2 separate regions of the Homo sapiens genome follow, and region 1 is linked to region 2. The links are chromatin contacts, found by Hi-C in ENCODE. All regions are on one chromosome and are shown on one strand. The core of a region is the stretch at or near the end of the contact, and the rest is flanking DNA. Distances in the headings are between cores, read along the strand shown.

Region 1 (6,409 bases), core at 533-3,032, 2.6 Mb after region 2:
GGTAAGTAAGCCTAAGGGTCATCCTTGGCCTCCCCTCCCTGACCCACTATAGCCAAATCATTACCAAGTCCTGTTGATTCTACCTACTACCTTCTCTCCAATCCTTTCACTTTTCATTTACCCCACTGCTATCACTCTACTCTAAGCCACTATCATTTCTTGTCTAGACCACCATAATAACCTCCTAATCAGCCTTCCACATCCGCTCTGCAACATCTTACCATCACTTCTCTACCTGCACAAGTTATTATTAATGCAGCTACCAAGAATATTCTCGTCATATCACTGAACTGCTTATAACCCTCTGATGGCTTCCTACACTTTCAGGAAAAACAAATCCTTAACATGGTCAGCAAGACACTATCTGGCCTGCCCCTGCTGACCCCCTTGCTCTGGCTCCTTATTCCCAACCATATTGGACCTCTCTCTATGGCCCTGAAATTCTCAGTGTTCACTACTACCACAGGCTATTCCCCCTCCTCCCTTACCAAGGTGTTTATAGCTCATCCTTTAAAGTTCAGCTTAAAATAATTTTCCAAAGGAAGTCTTCCTTCATGGATCCTACTTACTGCTCTTAAGGCACAGTTCTGATGAATGAGCAGATACCAGTTAAGAAAAGCAGGGTGAGAGGGGAATCATGAATGATGGCAGTGACCCTATCTGTTTCGACCACTTCTGTACCACTGGCACCTAGTATTCAATAGCTACTCAAATGTTAAATGCGCCTACCAACCAAAATTGAAGCTCAGTAAAGACTGTTCTAACCAACCGAATAAACCACATTCTGTTAAAGTTTCTTTTTTATATAATCCCAAATATCAGAAGGGGCCTCTCATTTATCACAGCAATTCTTTCTACAACTCCCTTGGCAAATGGCCGTTCAACCTGTAATGGAGCTCTTCCAATGACAAGGACCGTATTAACCAACAGTCCTAATATTGGTAAAACTGAAAAGCAATGAAGTTAGACATTGGCAGCACTCCAAATCCAATTAAATTGGAGGTGTGGATTAGAGAGTAGAGGGTTGACACTGGGTACTACAGAGTATAAATGATTTTCTTTAAGGGAATCTTTTAAGGAAGAAAGTTCAATAGGCCTTAAAAATGAGATGGAAAGAAATGCTAAAGGGAGCATTTCTGGAATTCATATATTTTAACACCCGGTCTTAACATCTCTCACCCAAGGTTTATTAGAGGAAAGTCAAATGCTGGGCATCAGCTACCTAGAAGCGATTTTTGAATTAGCCTAAGAACGGGGAAACACGGACAGGAAAGTGCCATCCCTCAAGTTACACCCCCAATCCTGGAGCCGCGAGTTGGGGCCCAGGGACTGCTAGGCCCCTGATACCTGGAACTCCAGGGTGCACTTGGTGCCCTGAGCGATGTCCTCGTAGAAGCACTGCTTGGCGTTGTCAGGAAGCTCGAAGGTGATCTCAGAGGCGCCGCCGGGTCCAGGCACCAGTAGCAGCAGTGCGAGCAGCCTGCACCCCCAACGGCCCGCGACGGCCGCCCAGCGCTGCGCGGACCCCGGCCGCGGCATCCCGAGAAGGCGGCGGCGGCCTCAACCGAGCTGCGAGACGCAGGGTCAGGTCTGCGCGGACTCACCGCGCGCGGCAGGCCTCAGCGCAGGCCACCCCGCAAAGATACACAGCAGAGCAGGTTCACGCCTGTGGGAGATTCGGGATCAGAGCGACCCTCCGGCTTCCTGTGAGGGGCGCAGACGGGCGGACCTGGGGAGGTAAAAGAGAAGCGGAAAAGGCCTGAGAGGGTCGGAAGTGGGGATTAGCCTTTCGGGGGGTGAAGGGGCGGAGCCTGAGACACCGGCTCCCGTGACCCGGATGCGTTCTTCTCCGGGAACACGCGTTGGAGTGCGTACGTGGAAGCCCGCGAGGCGTTGGCTCTGCCTCCGTTGCAGCCTGGGACGAGGGGCGGGGCCAGAGTCGTGGGCGGAGAGGGGCGAGACCAGGAAACGGGGCGTGGCGGCCGCCGTGGTTACAGGCGGTTGGCGAGGGTAATTACGCTCCAATCACTGGCTTTTTTTGTTGTTTTTTTTTTTTTTTTTTTGAGACAAGAGTCTCGCCCTGTCACCCAGGCTGGAGTGCAGTGGCGCGATCTGCGCTCACTGCAACCTCCGCTGGGAACTTAGCGCTGGGGAGCATCTAGGGAGTGGTAAAGGGCTCATTTTGCCCTAGGGTGCTAATCGTTGGTGGTAGAGCGCTTTGCAATTTGCGGAGTTTTCTCATAAGTAATAATAAATATTTGGGGGAAGCAGCTGGGCAAGGAGCGCGAATTCTAAGAGCAGACTGCAGGAGTGCTTAATCCCTGCTTTGCCACGTACTGGCTGTGTGACGTCCGGCCACTTGCTTAAATTCTCTGCCTCAGTGTGTATCTGTAGAATGGAGATAATAGCACCTACCATAGAGAATTATTACAAAGTACCAATATTTGGAAAAAGTACCTAGAAGTGGTTGGTACATAGCAAGCACTAGATGAACTTTTGTTAAATTAAACGTCACAGTGCAATCAATACATTACATACCACAAGATAGGCAAAAATTTTAAGTGTAACAATAACAGATATTGGTCGACTTATAGAGCCACAAAACCTCTTATACACTGCTAGTGAAAAAGTAAATTGGTTAATCAAGTTGGAAAACAATGTGCCATTATCTAATAAAGTAGAATATATGTATACACACACAGAACACACACACCTATATACAGTGTGTGTGTGTGTGTGTGTATATATGTATATATATATATATATATATAGCCTGGAATATGTAGCCACAGCCTGGAAATTCCATTTTACATATATTTATGGAGTATATGCTTTAGAGCAGTGGTTCTCAAGTGTTGCTCTGAAGTCCCCAGAAGCCTCCTGAAACCCTTTCAGAGGGTATGTAATGATCTGTATGAAGCTGGATTTTCATTATATATTTCAACCAAAACAGCATAACAGATTGAATATCAAAGGAAATGAGCACCCAGCTTCTTCCTTAAATCTAGATATGAAAGATTTACAAAAATAAGGTCACTCTTCTTGCTAAATTTTTATTTCGAAAATATTTTTATTAAAAGATGTGTTATTTATGTAAATGTGTGCAGTGAGTTGAATTGTGTCCCCCTAAAAAATACATGTCCAAGTTTCAACCCCTCCACCCCTGTGAATATGATTTTATTTGGAAATAGGGCTTTTGCAGATGTAATTAAGTTAAGGCCCTCAAGATGAGGTCATCCTGGGACTTAGGGTGGGCCCTAAATCTAAAGACTGTTATCCTTATGGTATGGTTTGGCTGTGTCTCCACCCAAATATCATCTTGAATTGTAGTTCCCATAATCCCCACATGTCACGGAAGGGACCCGGTGGGAGGTAATTGAATCATGGAGGCAGATTTTTCCCATGCTGTTCTGGTGATAGTGAATAAGTCTCATGAGATCTGATGGTTTTATTGTAGTTCCCATAATCCCCATGTGTCATGGGAGGGACCTGGTGGGAGGTAACTGAATCATGGGGGCGGGTTCTTCCCATTCATTTATGTTTCCCATAAAGCAGTATTGTGTTTATAATGCATTATTTGTGTTTATAAACATATAATGCACGTATAATGCATTATTCATGTTTATAAACATTGTTCATGTTTTATAACAGGTAGTTAGCTACATGAGATCTCATGGTTTTATAAAGGGCAGTTCCCCTGAACACGCTCTCTTGCCTGCTGCCATGTAAGACGTGCTTTTGCTGTGCCTTCACCCTCCACCATGATTGTGAGGCCTCCCCAGCCATGTGGAACTATCAATTCATTTAACTTATTCTTTGTAAATTACCCTGTCTTGGGTATTTCTTCATAGCAGTATGAACATGGACTAACACACCTTATAAGAGGAGGGAAGATTTGAGATGCACAGACACAAAGATACAGGGGCAGGGTTGGGGGAGGGGAATGGCATACTGAAGACAAAGATACAGATTGGAATGAATGATATGTTCACAAGTCAAGGAACACCAAGGATTGCCCATCGCTATGGGAAACTAGGAGAATGGCTTGGAACACCTTCTCCTTCAGAGCTTCCAGAAGGTATCAACCTTGGCAATACCTTACTTGCAGACTTCTTGACTCTCCAGCTCTGAGAGAAAAAATTTCTGTTGTTTCAAGCCATCACATTTGTAGTAATTTGTGACGGGATCCTCAGGAAACTAATGCAATATGTAATGGGTTTATTGTTTATTTTAAATGAATTATCAAATATTTTTAAATATCTCAGATCTCAATAACCTTTATTGGACATTTTTTAATTTGAAAATTTTTATTTAATCTTTAATTTTTACGATTCTGAGGCCCAGCTGAGCATGGTGGCTCACGCCTGTAATCCTAGCACTTTAGGAGGCTGAGGTGGGAAGATTGCTTGAGCCCAGGCATTCAAGACCAGCCCGGGAAACATAGTGATACTTCCTCTATATAATAAGTTTTTAAAAATTAGCTGGGCATGGTGGCATATGCCTATAGTCCCAGCTACTTGGAAGTCTAAGGCAGGAGGATTGCCTGAGCCTAGGAGTTTGAGGCTGTAGTGAGCTATGATCATACCACTGCACTTCAGCCTCAGTGATAAAACCAGATCCTGTCTTTAAAAAAACAAAACAAAACAAAAAAAACCTCTGAGGCTAAAAAGTACGAGAATCACTACTTTCAAGAAGCTCATGCACAGGTATACCAGAATATGTATACAAGACTACTAAAATCCAAAGCCTGGTAACAGTCTCAACTGGAAATACCCCAGATATCTATAAATGTAGGTGTATGTAGGTATATTAAAAAAATGGGACATAACATAACAATGAGAGTGAACATTATTATACCTACACAGCACAACATTGGAGAATCTTACAAGCATGATGCAAAAGAAAGTGACAGAAAAAAATCAGCATATAAAGGCTGACAACAAGCAAAACTGAACAATCCCATTTTCCCTAATACATGGTAAAGCTATACAAAAAAGCAAGAGAATGATTATCTCAATAGTCAGGAGAGCAGGGAAGGATGGAGTAATAAGTGAGAGGCAACACAGGGTGGGGAAAGTGGGGGGCTTCCTTGGTGCTGGTGATGCTCTTTTTCTTGACATAGGTGGTGGTTACATGTATGGTCACTTTATATTTACTTATTATTATATGGTTTATGTACTTTTCTGCATGTATATTTCACAGCAAAAGAAGGAAAATTTAATATACTGGATGCATCAGTAGTTAGTCATTATTGTGAGAAAAACACATCAAAACTTGTAGCTTAAAACAATCTGCATTCATAGTTTACCGCACATTAGAGCCCAGGTCAGCTGAGTGGGTCTGGTCTCACCTGGGCTCACTCATCCTCAGAGGTCCACTGGGGATTGGACAGACAGCTTTGCTGATCTTGGCTGGCTTCATTCATATTTTGGCAGGACAACTGGCTATAGGCTGGTCTAGGATGGTGTTGGCTGGGAAAACTGAACTCTTCTCCATGTAGGAGTCTCTCATCCTCTAATGAGCTAGCCTGGGATTAGTCATATGATGATCCCAGGATTTCAGGAGAGAGAATGTGAAAGGCCCCTTGAGGGCTAGGCCCAGTACTAGGCCCTGTCACTTCTGTCTCATTCTATTAATGAGAAGTCACAGAAGTCACAAGGTCAGTCCAGATTCCAGGGATAAGGAAGAGTTATGTCTGTCAGGGTTTCACTAGAGAAGCAGAATCACTGGAAGGCTAAATAAATAAATAAACAAGTACATAGATATCTTTGTATATATGTCTATTATATAGCTGATTAAACAGTGTGTGGGAGGCTGTTGCTTCTGTGTCTGGTGCTAGAGCCTGAAGTCTGAAGATAATGACCATAGTCAAGAAGGAAAGACGGATGTGAAGTGGAAAAATAAAGAGAAACTAGAGCCTGTGAGAATGGGCCACAAGTACAGCCATTCCTCACTGCCTCCAAGCCCCAACCTTCAGTGATAGGTGAACTGCAGGAAAAGCTGTCTTTCTTCTTCATGGAACTAAACATATACCTGGCCTGGGAGTCAGAAGACTTCAGGCATAAAAAAGAATATCGCTGCTGCTTCCTTACTTCAGATACACTGACCTTTGTCTATGCAAGGAATAGAATTCTAGGAAACAGTAGCTCCGAATTAGCTAACTTAATATAATACAAATCCACCAGACACTTTGCAAAGGTGGGTATGGGGCCAGGGAAGAATTTTGTTCATTTTTGCACTCAATTCACTCTGCCAGATAAAGACAGAAAATGAACTAAACAAGATTCTTGCCCTTGGAGGATTCATAATCTGGAGAATATGAATTTAATTTTGTTCCAGATTTTTTGTTTTTTTTCCTTTACTTCCCTGGATTATTATAAGGATCAGAAAGAACATATATGTGAGAAAG
Region 2 (6,502 bases), core at 1,791-4,290:
GGTAATTATTGACTTATCCTAGATCCATGTACAATTCAGACTTTTATCTGTTAGCTTTAATAAAAATTTAAAACCATCTCATTTCAGAATAAAATAAACGGAATTACAGTTCATGCATTAGCATTTTTAAGTGAAGTTCTCTTAATAAGATTGCCTTTTGTCTAACCGAAATAGGGCATACAGATTAGTTTGGATGGGAAAGTGGTAAGACTTGACTTTTTAATACTGTGCCTATTTCCAAAAGAAGACTTGATGTGGCTTTTTACATTATGCTTTAAAGATGTTAATGGAGGATACATAGTCTTAAAACAATTTGTTTGGGAGTAAGTTTTAGTCGGAAAAAGGTGAAGATATTTATGCTGAGTTATGTTAAGCAAATTATTTTGAGACCTTTTGCTGGTAGACAAAAACTGAGGAAATGTTTCACTAAATATATTATGGTCAATGAAAAAACCAGACTTTAGAGTAAATGTGATAACCAAGTAGATTTGTGAACTTTATTTCTTTAGTAATTATTTTTATCTTATGTGAAATGATTCAACCTTTAATTTTTGCCTAGATTATAGCAATGTTTTGTTTTACCTTATAGGGCATTTTAATGCTTGGAGAAAGACTATAAGTGAATCTACTTCAAGGGATTCTGTTCATGGTGGTATACAGTTCTTGGTGCTCTTTTGGAAATTGTCAAACATTTACTGATAGCAGAAAAGGAACCCCAAAACACCTGTAGTGTTCACCTTGTTATAAGAACAGAAACATTTGGAACAGGTTTCATTCTGTTTCTAGATTTATGTTGTTGTAGTTGAACAGCAACTGTTTTTTTCCCTCAGTGTTAACGAAAGGATAAAGACTACCTGTATTGTTGGGTATGACTATCAAAGGATTTCCGGTGATTCATGTTTGTGAATTGGAGTTTAAATGTTTGCAGGATTACTGTACTTCCAAAGACCCACTAGAATGTCAGCTGTACTCTGTACTCTCCACTGAGAAAATGAACAAAATCCTATGTCTTAACAGTTATGCTCTAACTTTTTGAAAGCTTTTTGATGTAAATAATAGGTTAGAAACTAAAAGCCTTTTAATCTTACAAAATACAATTTGAACGATGGAAGGTTGTTCAGATACTGGCTTTCTGTAAAAACATCATTGTGTTAGATTGTTTGTAATGTACTATCAATAAAATTGGCTGCTTGGGCGGTTTTAGTTACCACCTTAGCCTGGTTTTCTGCTACTGTTATTTATCATCGTAGGTTCTGAGTTGCTCATTGTGGTTGCTCTTTGGACCAATAAAAATGGCAAGTATGAGATGAACATGATAAAAGTATGTTTATATAACAGGAAGAAGCTGGGCGCGGTGCTCATACCTGTAATCCCAGCACTTTGGGAGGCTGAGTTGGGTGGATCACGAGGTCAGGAGTTCGAGACCAGCCTGACCAACATGGTGAAACTAAAAATTCAAAAATTAGCTGGGCGTGGTGGTGCGTGTCTGTAGTCCCAGCTACTTGGGAGGCTGAGGCAGGAGAATCTCTTGACCCCGGGAGGCAGAGGTCGCAGTGAGCTGAGATCACACCACTGCACTCCAGCCTGGGTGAACAGAGCAAGACTCTGTCTGGAAAAAACAAAAAACAACCAAAAAAAAAAAAAAAAAACCCCCAGGAAGAAATATTGTCGAGAGTCTCTGCAAAAATGAAAATACCTCAAACAATTAAGTTTGTTGCTTTAAAGCAAGATTATAGTGTAGGGCTTGAGATGTGAATTCATTAGATATTTAAAATCCAGCAATTCTTAAGTTTGTGCTAGAATCAGGTTTTGCAATAGGAATACTTAACTTTGGATCTCAAGGGGGAAAGAAATACATTCTTTTCCATTAGAGACCTCAGCTATATGATAGTAACTTTTATTTTAAATTCTCAAAAGGAGAGTGACTAAGGTGTTATACTTACTGTCAAAGTTACTTTGCTTCCATAGTGAAAACTTGAGAACATTGTAATCTTTCTCTAACAGATGTGTTGCAAAGCTGCTTGCCATCTTGTTGTCCTATATGACTTCCTTGCATTTCCAGTCCTTGATTACATTCCATTTTAATGATCTTTCTTTAAGAGGGGAAAAGACTCTCTTCAATAGATAACTTCCTATTTATGCCAAATTTTAAAAAGCCAACTAAAAATGGGCTATAAATGAGGGTTCTTTGGCCATTTTGATCTAATAATAGTCTTACTTCTAGACCCCTGCTTTGACTAGGGCTCTTGATTTCATGTAAGCATCATGGATTTGATATTTGCCTGCATGTATATCACAGTTCTACAGAAGGATAGCCTTACCCTTTAAATAACACAGTTAAGGTACACTGTGGAATTAGAAATATTTATTCAGAATATAAGAATGTTTGTAAAATATTATAAATGTCTCTGTATAAATAAATGGAGTTTTTAAAAAACAATTCTATATCAAATAACGCAAAGTAGCTATTTTACAGCAGCTAAAACTAAAGGCATCTGGAAACATTTAAAGAATACAAGTGGAGAATCTAAAAAATTACAAGGTATAGTACAGTGTTAAGTAGCAATTTTAAAATGAGACTTTCAGTACAAACAGTAGAACAATACTGACAAATGCAAACTTAGTCACATGTGCTTTAATAACTGACAATACATTCAAGCAGGTTTTTCTAATTCAAGTGTATAGCACATATTCAAATAATAGGAAACAAATCTCATGCAAAGTAAATAAATCTTGATGTCTAAAAACTGATTAGAACTAGAAAAGAAGTGGACATGTTTTATTATCTTTGCATTACGTTCTAACAAAAGCAGATTATCAGGGGCTCTTACTCACTTGCCATTCCTGACATGAGCACTATAAGTGAATACTATGAGTTCTACAAACAGAACATTTTTCCACATGAATTTGACTTGCAAAAAGTGCAAAAGGGAATGGTAGAACCAGAATTACTAAGTACGGCATCAGTGTGAATGTGGGGGAAATTTGTGTATAACTTGCTTTGTTCTGCTGAGCTGATATTTCACCTGATTAGCAGATGGATGACTGTGGAAAGATGAAGTACTAGTCAAGGATGTGGTTTTACATAGCAGTTGCTATTTCCGGGACTGAATGATTTCTTCCTCTTGGTCACATGCAAAATCTCACCCAGATGTAATGTGATAAACAAACAGTTTACCCAGTGTAACCTTTAAGCAAAAATGTATGGTGATCTGCATGTGAAACTGTCTTTCTCTACACAGGTATTAGCAAAACAAGAATACATGAACAGCTGCTATCAACTTGTATACTTTTTTTCCACTTGTTTATATTTTAACAGCCACTGAGAGATCAGTGATGCTGTGGTGACAGCAGTCAGCATTATTTCTTAGAGAATACAAATGTATTAAGTTAGAGTAATTTCAGGTGTGTTAAACAGGAGATGCTTCTGAAGGCCACAAGTTTGGAGCTTACTTTAACCTGACCTACATGAACATAAGATTTGTAGGATGTGGATAAACTTTAAGAACTGGATAGTGAAGGCGTAACTTTTGTTTTGTAACCAGTTACGCCTCTTCTGTAAACTCTATAAGAGTGCTCAAAGGTGAATCAAACTTGTATATCATTCCTTGTCAAATAGGCTGTTCCCACTGGATAAGAAAATTTGCTGTATGTTTTCCTGAAAAATTTTATAGTGTTCTACAAAGCCATCACCTTCTGCAGAAAAAAAATGTTACTTATGCTCCACCTCCCCAGCCCTCACTAAAAACTTTGGTAGCCCTATGGCGGTACCCTAATTAAGGTCAGTGCAGAAATCTCAACCATTACAGAAGTCTCTTACTATTTTGGCTCTCAAAATACTCTAACTAGTAGCTCTGTTTGCTGAATCTAGAAGTAGGTAGAGCTGTAAATAGTTTAATAGAATGATTGGGACATACTCCCAATTAAGAATTTGCAAATTGTTTAAAGCCTTATGGAGGAAAGGACACTTTCAGAGATGTTTATTTTTTAATAGTCATCTTGATATGTTATCACTTTAAAGCTTGATAATCGAAACTCTTGAGAGCTATTAAGGTTGACTGATAGACTTAAAAAGTGATTGCTTTATAATTCTCGTGGGCCATAGGAAACACCTTCAGAAGGGAACAAGCAACTATGGAGGTTCTTTAATTCATGCCAGGGACACAGGCAGTCCAATCTTGATCGGGTAACTACGGTGCACTTTTTTCTCATTTAAAATAATCTAATCTGTATCCAGTTAGGAACCAGAAGACTTTCAGATAGTTTCATGTTTTCCTTAGAGTGGTAACTTTCTTTACTACTCCTTAACAGCTTTTAAGAAAAAGCCTATGGGCTCTAATTTGGACTTCCTTTTGGAGTAGAATGTCAAGGCTCTGACTTAGAAGAGGTCCCTCTAAAATATTGCTGCAGGCTCAGAGAAGACTTAGTGCATGCATCTGAAAGGAGAATTAAGCAATTTTAAAAGTTAAGTGCTAGTTAAACATAACATTTGTTTCAGGCAGCATGGATATTAACTTCAGAACGCTGACAAGCCAGCCGATGAGGATGAAAGTTTCAATAAGGAATCATACTGTTCCCCAGTCCATGACAGATTTTTGTAGCTGGTAAGCTCACACTGATGGCACTCGCAACTACGGACAGAAGTCTCTTTTGCTTGTGATTTGCACAGTTGGTTTTGTTTGCCTCAGTCCAACAATGGGAAATATATTCCAAGGGAACTGTGAAATGGGTCCTTTGGCTCTGTGCCCATTTCTTCAAAAGCCAAAGACTGAATTCTGAACAGAGATGGTTACTGACTAAAAGGGGGTAACCACTGAGGAAACTAGGGAGAACAATTCAAAATACGAAATCTGAAGGTTTTTAACCTCATATAAATTAGAATCAAGATCATTGTTTACCCTCATTGGAGATGTTTGTTAGAGAAAAATTCAGGTAGCGCCAGGTTATTCACAAAGGAAAATTACCCAGGAACCTGCAAGCATTTAATTTAATCAGTATAGTTTAGTTCAGTAGCTCCCACAATTAGCATAATCAAGTGCCACCTAGTTCACCTTCAAGGATTGTGTCTTGGGGAGTATTTGAAAAATACAAGAAAAGGAAAAACTTTTATAGCTTTTTTATTATACATATTTATAAAAAATTAACACTTTTGCCTGCAAAATAGTTTTTACCCAAATCACATTTGAAAGTACTAAAACTAAGGTCAGGTAGCATGAGTAAAACTGGGGCCCTTAACAGGAGCTGGAGCCGCCTCTGCCTGGGGGAATTCTCAGAGAAGGGGAGGTTCTCTGATTTTACCTGGAGCAAGAATGGAGACAGAAGTCAGTAGGCAGGATTTTATTCCTGCTTCAGCCACATGTTTCTGTGTCAGTGAAAATGAAAACTGCCCATTTGATGCCTGCTTAATCACAAAAAAGAGCCATGCACATCCCACTTTGCTCAGGGGAGGACGTTTCCCTAGGCAAGCTGGAAAAATAGTGAAAACTGATTTTTTTTTTTTTGGGGCATATGTTTTTCAGCCAAAACATTTTCCTCATGATAAAATGCAACTTTATATGAAAAGTGAAAAATTCTAAAAAATCACAGGAATGGCCAGGCACATTGGCTCATGCCTGTAATCCCAGCACTTTGGGAGGCCGAGGTGGGTGGATCAGTGGTCAGGAGTTCGAGACCAGCCTGGCCAACATGGTGAAACCCTGTCTCTACTAAAAATACAAAAAAACTAGCTGGGTATGGTGGCGGGCACCTGTAATTCCAGCTACTCAGGAGGCAGAGGTTGCAGTGAGCCAAGATCACGCCACTGCACTTCAGCCTGGTGACGAGCAAAACTCCATCTCAAAAAAAAAAAAAAAAAATCACAGGAACTAACTTTGACCAAATGATTGACAGAAACCAGTGAACATTTTCATAGTGATCAAAGCACCCCAAAGCTGGTCCTTCTAGACTGATACCAGTTGATCTGTTGTTTCGTTTTGGAGATGGGCAGCCTCACTGCTGGCCTCTCAGTGGTTGCTTTTAGGATACAGCTGTCTGCCCTCCGAACTGGTGGCTGGAGTATCCTCCAGCGAACAGAAGGCTGTGGAATTTGTATCATGCTCTGAAAATAGACCTACCCGTAGCTTATGGACATAAAGACTCTATGCAGAAACCTCCTCAACTTTAATTTGTAGTCAGCTATGGCAATGGAACACATTTTTCATAGGGAACTTTGGATGGATTCTCTGGTGCTACAGAAAAAAACAGTAAATGGTCCTTCAAGTGTATCAGTGTAGAACTGAGAGAGAAGAGGTAAAACTGAAAAAGAATAATGAATTTGTTTTAAGATTGAAGACCTTCCTGAAATAATTCAGTTACTTTGGTACTGCCTAGCCCTGTAAGCATTTTGCTTGAAATTTAACCTTTTAAGCACCATATGCTAACCATCACCATGTATCTGGGGGCAAAAAAGAAGCCTTAACTACCATTCCCTCACTCTGTCCCCGTCATGACAACAGGAGCTAAG

Evidence for each region. Hi-C counts contacts between places; a loop is a spot of excess contacts on that map. Pooled maps may share reads with other maps.
Region 1: a pooled map shows a loop between it and region 2 (6-fold over the local background). The contact joins the promoter of TMED7-TICAM2 here to the enhancer-like site in region 2. A Hi-C loop is called at or near these places in 3 of 50 pooled maps.

What each region holds. Positions count from the first base shown.
Region 1 is chr5:115,624,254-115,630,662 of GRCh38, forward strand. TMED7-TICAM2 (TMED7-TICAM2 readthrough) reads right to left here and starts at 1,783. Exons shown (of 4, transcript NM_001164469.4): 1 at 1,348-1,783. The coding sequence starts at 1,539. TMED7 (transmembrane p24 trafficking protein 7) reads right to left here and starts at 1,783. Exons shown (of 3, transcript NM_181836.6): 1 at 1,348-1,783. The coding sequence starts at 1,539. RefSeq lists a silencer at 1,439-1,508 and an enhancer at 1,679-1,848.
Region 2 is chr5:113,019,756-113,026,257 of GRCh38, forward strand. It overlaps DCP2 (decapping mRNA 2), which reads left to right. Exons shown (of 11, transcript NM_152624.6): 11 at 1-2,440. It overlaps MCC (MCC regulator of Wnt signaling pathway), which reads right to left. Exons shown (of 19, transcript NM_001085377.2): 19 at 2,351-6,502. Among named protein-coding and RNA genes, the nearest start is that of DCP2, 46 kb to the left of the region's middle. Within about 2 kb of position 3,041, at least 6 of the 41 ENCODE cell types and tissues checked have a DNase peak (open chromatin) inside an H3K27ac peak, as active enhancers do.